Regions from separate parts of the Homo sapiens genome. Here region 1 is linked to region 2. Evidence: chromatin contacts called from ENCODE Hi-C or POLR2A ChIA-PET data. All regions are on one chromosome and are shown on one strand. The core of a region is the stretch at or near the end of the contact, and the rest is flanking DNA. Distances in the headings are between cores, read along the strand shown.

Region 1 (3,028 bases), core at 303-2,802, 100 kb before region 2:
TATTATTTGTCAAGCCTAGCATTCACCTTCTATTGCAATGGGAGTCATTGTGCATATAAATAACAGTGGTATTCAAAACTGTGGTACATCCTTTATGGTTTTGTAGGTTTATTTAATGTTAAAATATAACTTGAAGCTGAAACTGTAATAAAAAAATCCTTTTGCCTATTTTTTGCTTAACATTGTACTTGGAAAGAAGGGAGAAATATGGGGGCATGCATATGAAAATACCAAGGAGAAAGCATGTAAATGACAAACCAAAGCATGGATGGGCTTCCTCAACCGTATTAGATATGGTAGGAGTAAGTATGATGTGGAATAGAAGGTGATAAATAAAATAGGTTGACTAAAGCAGCAGCTTGTGGCAGGGGCCCATATGGTCGGGTGGGTAGAGAGGTGGATCCGTACCGAGAAGGGCTAATAAGCCTGGCAGAAGAGTTTGGTCATTATTCTATAATGGTCAGAAAATAGCTGAATTTTTGAATAGGAGAGTAATGTGATACAGAGAGGAATTTGTGTTTTTAATTTTTGTCCTTATGTAGAAGATGCAAATGTTTTCAGTGTTTTGGGCAATTCAAAAAAACTTTTTTCTGAGCTGTGTCTAATCTAAACTCTAAAGGAAAGTCAGTTCTGTAACACATTGTTCCTTTCAATCTAGTTTTTTCTTTAATGTTTAAATATAACATTTTTTAGAGATTCCAGAGTTTTATCAAACTGGAATGTTGGCAACAACAGTTCAAAGGTATCTAGGTTAAAAGTACGAAGTAATTGAGGATAATGGGAAATTAAGATTGCAGGGCTCACTCTTCAATTGTAGCAGGAAAATTAAAGGTAAATTACAAAGCAAAGTTCAGAATAAAACATGTATCAGTATTCAAGACCTTGCAAGTTTATAAAATGTCTGGTATGTTTATTACTACAATGCTATTATTTGGCCAAAGCACAGGGGACTTCAGATTGTGTATTTATGGACTGATTCCCCAACAGATAACCACACAATTCTGGAATGCGGTTGCTGTGTCAATAGTTGTAGACTTATTGTTGTAAATTTTTTCCCTCTTTCAACCTAATTAACTTAGAATGTCTCTAACGTGATTTGCAAAGAATTTTTTATTTATATTTTGCAATCAGCATTTGAGCAGCACACAGGTTTGAGACATGCACTACAATGAGTAAACATTTTGTAAGATAATAAATAGTGCCCACTAGTCTAAATGTTTTATGATTGCCTGTTCCCTGCTAATTGGTCATGGATTGAAATTCCCCATTGTTTAATTTTTTTAATTTGTGGAAAATTATTATAAATGAGTGTGTAGGGCTTCATATCACAGCTGTTGTCATTTAAAGTTTGGACAGTGTCATTACAAATGAAGCCCTGCTGTGAAATCAAAGTCAAAAGGCATCTTGGCATCCCAACCATTTCCTTGGGAGAAGATTACAGCTCAAGTCTGTTGAACTTTATTGCCTTGGGCCTCATGACAGTCTTCAGAAACATGCAAGGCATTTCTGTTAAAGAAATTCAGATGTGCTAGGACACAGATGACATTCTTGTGCATAGCAGTGTCCTAAGGGGGTGAGGAATAAGTCAGGAAGAAAAAGATGATTCATACTTTTTGCTGCATTCTGGGATTATTATATATAATCCATAGAGAGGATGGAGACCTTGCAGAGATACCACATAGGAAAAAGGTGCGGTGTTTTCCTACATGGCCTGACTGTATTTTAAAATAAAAACCTAAACACGACTCCAAGGTAATGACTGCCTTCAAAGTAATATTTTAGTTGATTTTAATATTCTCTTTGAAGGAAGTTCTCATTGACTCATATTTCTTTTCTCCCTCTCCTTTCTCACACACATTCATTTCCAGAGGTTTGACTGAGGGAGAGCTGCTACTGAGTTTTAACAGTCACTCTTTTTATATGTAAAACTCATGTTCTTGAATTTAAAACAAAAGATTACTTGTTCTGACTTAAAAATCTATCTAACCAGTAACTGGGCTCCAACAAAGGTCCCCACAGAGACATCATAAAAGAACATCATTGTCCTCTAATTTAAGGATGTATCTTATTCAGCCATGAATTTATCTCATCCCTTTAAAATGTGTTCTTATTTGTCATCCCTATTTCCTCCTGGGATAAAGAGATTCCTGAGTTCATTAGCTACAGCATGCCTGGCACATAGTAGATACTCAATAAATATTTGTTGAGTAAATGAAAATCGTTATTCAAAGGAAAATCCTGATTACGCTCAATGTTAATTCTGGAAATCCAAGACCTAGTAAGATCATTTGTTCTACTGTTCTTTCAGCTTTGTATGACATTCAAAAAGGCATATCACTCATTCAACAACTTGCCATAAATATTGATAACTGCTTCTTAATAAAAATGCCATTAAATTGCTTATAATCTAGTGAAGAGACATACAAGTAAATAGATAATCACAATAGAGTGTGATATGCTAAGCATTTCCTAGCCTCAGTGATAATAACATTTATTGAGTACTTTCTATGTACCAGGTACAATTTTAAGTATTTTACATGCATTAATGATTTCTAACTTAATTGCATTGTGAGCTGACAACTCTGTCTATATGATTCAAAACATTTTGAAATTTACTGATAGTTTTTTGTTTTGTTTTGTTCTTGAGACAGGGTCTTGCTTTGTCACCCAGGCTGGAAGGCCACGTGATACAATCATGGCTCACTGTAGCCTCCACCTGCTCGGCTCAAGTGATTCTCCCATCTCTGCTTCCCAAGTATCTGGGAGTACAGGCACATGACACCACACCCAACTAATTTTTAATAATTTGTAGAGATGAGCTCTTACTATCACTCAGGCTGGTCTTGAACTCCTGAGCTCAAGCAATCCTCTCACCTCGGCCTCCCAAAGTTCTGTGATTATAGGTGTGAGCCACCATACCCAGCCCTGATACTTATTTTATGGACCAGTATGAGGTCAATTTTTTTAAATCCATGTGAACAGTTCTGGGTACAGTGTTAGAAAGTGCAGTGTCCATTAGAGCAAGCAA
Region 2 (3,026 bases), core at 48-2,547:
GACTACTTAATATGTTAAATCTCTATGTTCAACTTGCAGAATTCTGCACACCTAAACATTAGGGTCAGCGAAATAATCCACTCACAATCAGTAAGAGATAGGAGGTTCTCATGTAAGATACACTGTCCTCAAAGATGGGAACATCATTGTCTCCCAAGTACAATAATCCTTACTTGGAATGAAATTCTTCTATTTTATTATTGGGGATGGGGCTGGGGGGGAGGAGTGGGAGAGGTCTAGATGCTGGAAGGTAACCTGTATTCTGTGAGTACCCCTTAAGTGGTATGATTAAAGCAATTTAACATACACTAAGATGTAGCATAACTTACATTCCTATTATCTTTAGAATACAATAGATGCTAAAACTACAAAAGGCTAAGTTAATTAAAACAATTTGGGGTATATGCTTAATTTCTGCTGTTTTGTTTTATTTACTAATCAGCTGAATTTAAGATTCATCTGTTTTTTTTTTCAAGTAAAGAGTTAAAATTCAAATGTTTTATATAAACCAGTTGATTCTGAAATCAAAAACAGAAGTTAACTTTTAATTAAAGTTCGATTATTTGTAGGTGAATGCTTCACAAACTGTAAAAAGTAATATTGTTCAGGATCTAGAGACCCTATCAGTATGACTTCAAATCTGGCTGTGCCAAATTAAAATTTTTTAAATTAAAACATAAATTTTTAAGAATTTGCCTGAATCCTCCTTTCACTTAATACCTCATACATAATAACCTAAGTGCAGACAAGTCATAGCAAAGCAAGCATATGACCTTAATTGCAGTAAGTAAAGCATGCTTGGCTACCAGAGGTATCAGCTTTGGTGATGCAAATTATTTTGTGCTGAAAAGGGATTGTTTATTCACTCAAAAACAGAGGAATCTAAGAAGACTATAGTTAGCAAATAGTTTTTCTGACTCTTGCTGACTTAATTATAAGGTAGTGTTTCATCATCTTCGACATACTGGTTTTAGGCATTAGAAAATGCCTTCTTTGAATGCCTTTCAAGTGAACACTAGTGCTTTACATGACTCTGGCTTTTACCAGATAATTCGAATTAGTGCTGCCCTCAGTCTCTCAGGGACACACAACAGAACTAGGCCCAGAAACATCAAAAAAACAGGTTCAAAATTACACAGCAGCAAGTGAAGCTTTCCCAGATGGAATGTGTTCCCTGCTTATTAACCATTTCTAACATTGAATGCCAAAAGGCAGTCCATGGACATATGCCTAGGCTTGTCCATTAGTACTAATAAAGTTACAAGAAAACAGATGAAGCACTGAACTTAAATTAGAACTGCCTCATCATATAAAAAGCCATTGTTTACGCCAGTATATCCAGGTGTCAAATGAATTATAAATGCTAGCTCACTGTTTCATAATAGCAACATCTGGCAGATTTTTTGCTTCTAAAAGAAATTGGCTTAGCTCAAATGATATCATTACAGGACTCCCTTTTCTTAAAATAGTTGAGCCAAATTAAAAAAAATCCAATATACAAAGATTAAATTTTTATGTAAACTTTCTTTTTAAAATATAATATCAGGAGAAAACATGAATAGTATGAATGAAAACGTGAAGAAAGCATCCCCTTTATTTCGGCATTAGAGTAAATCTTTGAGGGCATCTTAGAACTTTTTCAGTATTTTTTACTGTGATTTCAAAGTTTATTCAAATTGTAAATTGATTCACTTTGGTCTGGCTTTATGTGATTCTCCTCATGGTTACCTTATGACAGCACTATGCTAGGTCCTACCCCAAAGAAAAAAGCTATTTGCCTTTTGAAGATATGAGCCTTCCTTGTGAGCACATATGTGAGCAGCTAAGCTGCCCCCACACAGGTTGGTTATTCTAAAATTTATCCAGTAATATTGGCAAAATAGCTGTAGCTAATGGATTGTTGGTATATTCAAGAGTTTCTGCTGTCTGCTGCCTATTCAACTGCAAACTGGCAAAAATGAACATAATCCAATCTGTTTTATAACAAGGCAATTTTGCATCAAAGCTTAATATTTAAGGCCATGTAATATGGAAGGATGTAACACAAAGCACACAATGTTTGTTAAATCTTAATTTGTGAAATAACAAAAATTAATATTAGCTATACACTCTCCTAGGGTCTGTTTAACCATATCCAGGTTTTCACGTGTTGATGTATAGTGTCTCTTGTAGCTCAATATTTATAATTCTGAAAGCAGAATCCAGTTTTAATGTATTAAACTTTACTTCCAAAATGTTGATCTTTCCAGGGGTTTGAGTCATAGCTTATTTTTATAGGCCTTTAAATTTTACAAAGTACTTAATGGCACATGGGCAAAAAAAAAGACCCTATAAATTCATGTTTCTCCAAATTCCATTTCAGATTCTCTTCTTATAAATAAGTGAAGTTGGCAAGTTTCACTCCATAACGGAAAAACAAAACTAAAATGCTTCATGCAGTTTAGTCTTTTAAGTCTGTATACTTTTTAACCTGCAACAAAATAAATACAAAATTATTTTGAACAACAAAATCCAGATGATACCTGAGAGAAGCCTAAAACTCTATTCATCACCATACTTAGGGAAATGCTGACATAGAATTAATTTATTAGCTGAAATACCTATCATTCCCAATTCTACATAATATAATAAGGCTAAATTTATTTGAAGCACACTTGCCTTTAGGTCCCCAAAATCTTGTGGCCAACAATAAAGAAAACTAATGAAACCAAAAGCTGTTCTTTGAGAATATCAATAAAATTGATAAACCTCTAGCTAGACTGCTTGAGAAAAAAAAGACACATATTACCAATATAAGAAATGAGAAAGATGACGTCACTACAGATTCTACAAATATTACAAGGCTGATCCTGGGTATGGTGGCTGAAGCCTATAATCCCAGCATTTTGGGAGGCCAAGGTGGGTTCACTTGAGCCCAGGAGTTCAAGACCAGCCTGGGCAACACAGCAAGACCCCACCTCTAAAAAACATAATAAATACTTTTTTTGGCCAGGCACGGTGGCTCACGCCTGTAATCCCAGCACTTT

The links. A loop is a pair of places that touch in the nucleus more often than their neighbours do. ChIA-PET counts read pairs that join two places held with the same protein, here RNA polymerase II (POLR2A). Pooled maps may share reads with other maps.
Region 1: a loop to region 2 is called in a pooled map, with 4 times the contacts of the local background. The contact joins two enhancer-like sites. A Hi-C loop is called at or near these places in 1 of 50 pooled maps. POLR2A ChIA-PET finds 5 or more read pairs at or near these places in 3 of 52 experiments (AG04449, AG04450 and BJ).

The regions. Positions count from the first base shown.
Region 1 is chr11:9,904,640-9,907,667 of GRCh38, reverse strand. All of the region lies in intron 16 of SBF2 (SET binding factor 2), which reads left to right. The region is part of intron 1 of LOC101928008 (a long non-coding RNA gene); the gene reads right to left. Among named protein-coding and RNA genes, the nearest start is that of LINC02709, 150 kb to the right of the region's middle. RefSeq lists an enhancer at 1,076-1,660. Within about 2 kb of position 1,552, at least 7 of the 41 ENCODE cell types and tissues checked have a DNase peak (open chromatin) inside an H3K27ac peak, as active enhancers do.
Region 2 is chr11:9,800,667-9,803,692 of GRCh38, reverse strand. All of the region lies in intron 32 of SBF2 (SET binding factor 2), which reads left to right. The region is part of intron 1 of SBF2-AS1 (SBF2 antisense RNA 1); the gene reads right to left. Among named protein-coding and RNA genes, the nearest start is that of LINC02709, 43 kb to the right of the region's middle. Within about 2 kb of position 1,297, at least 7 of the 41 ENCODE cell types and tissues checked have a DNase peak (open chromatin) inside an H3K27ac peak, as active enhancers do.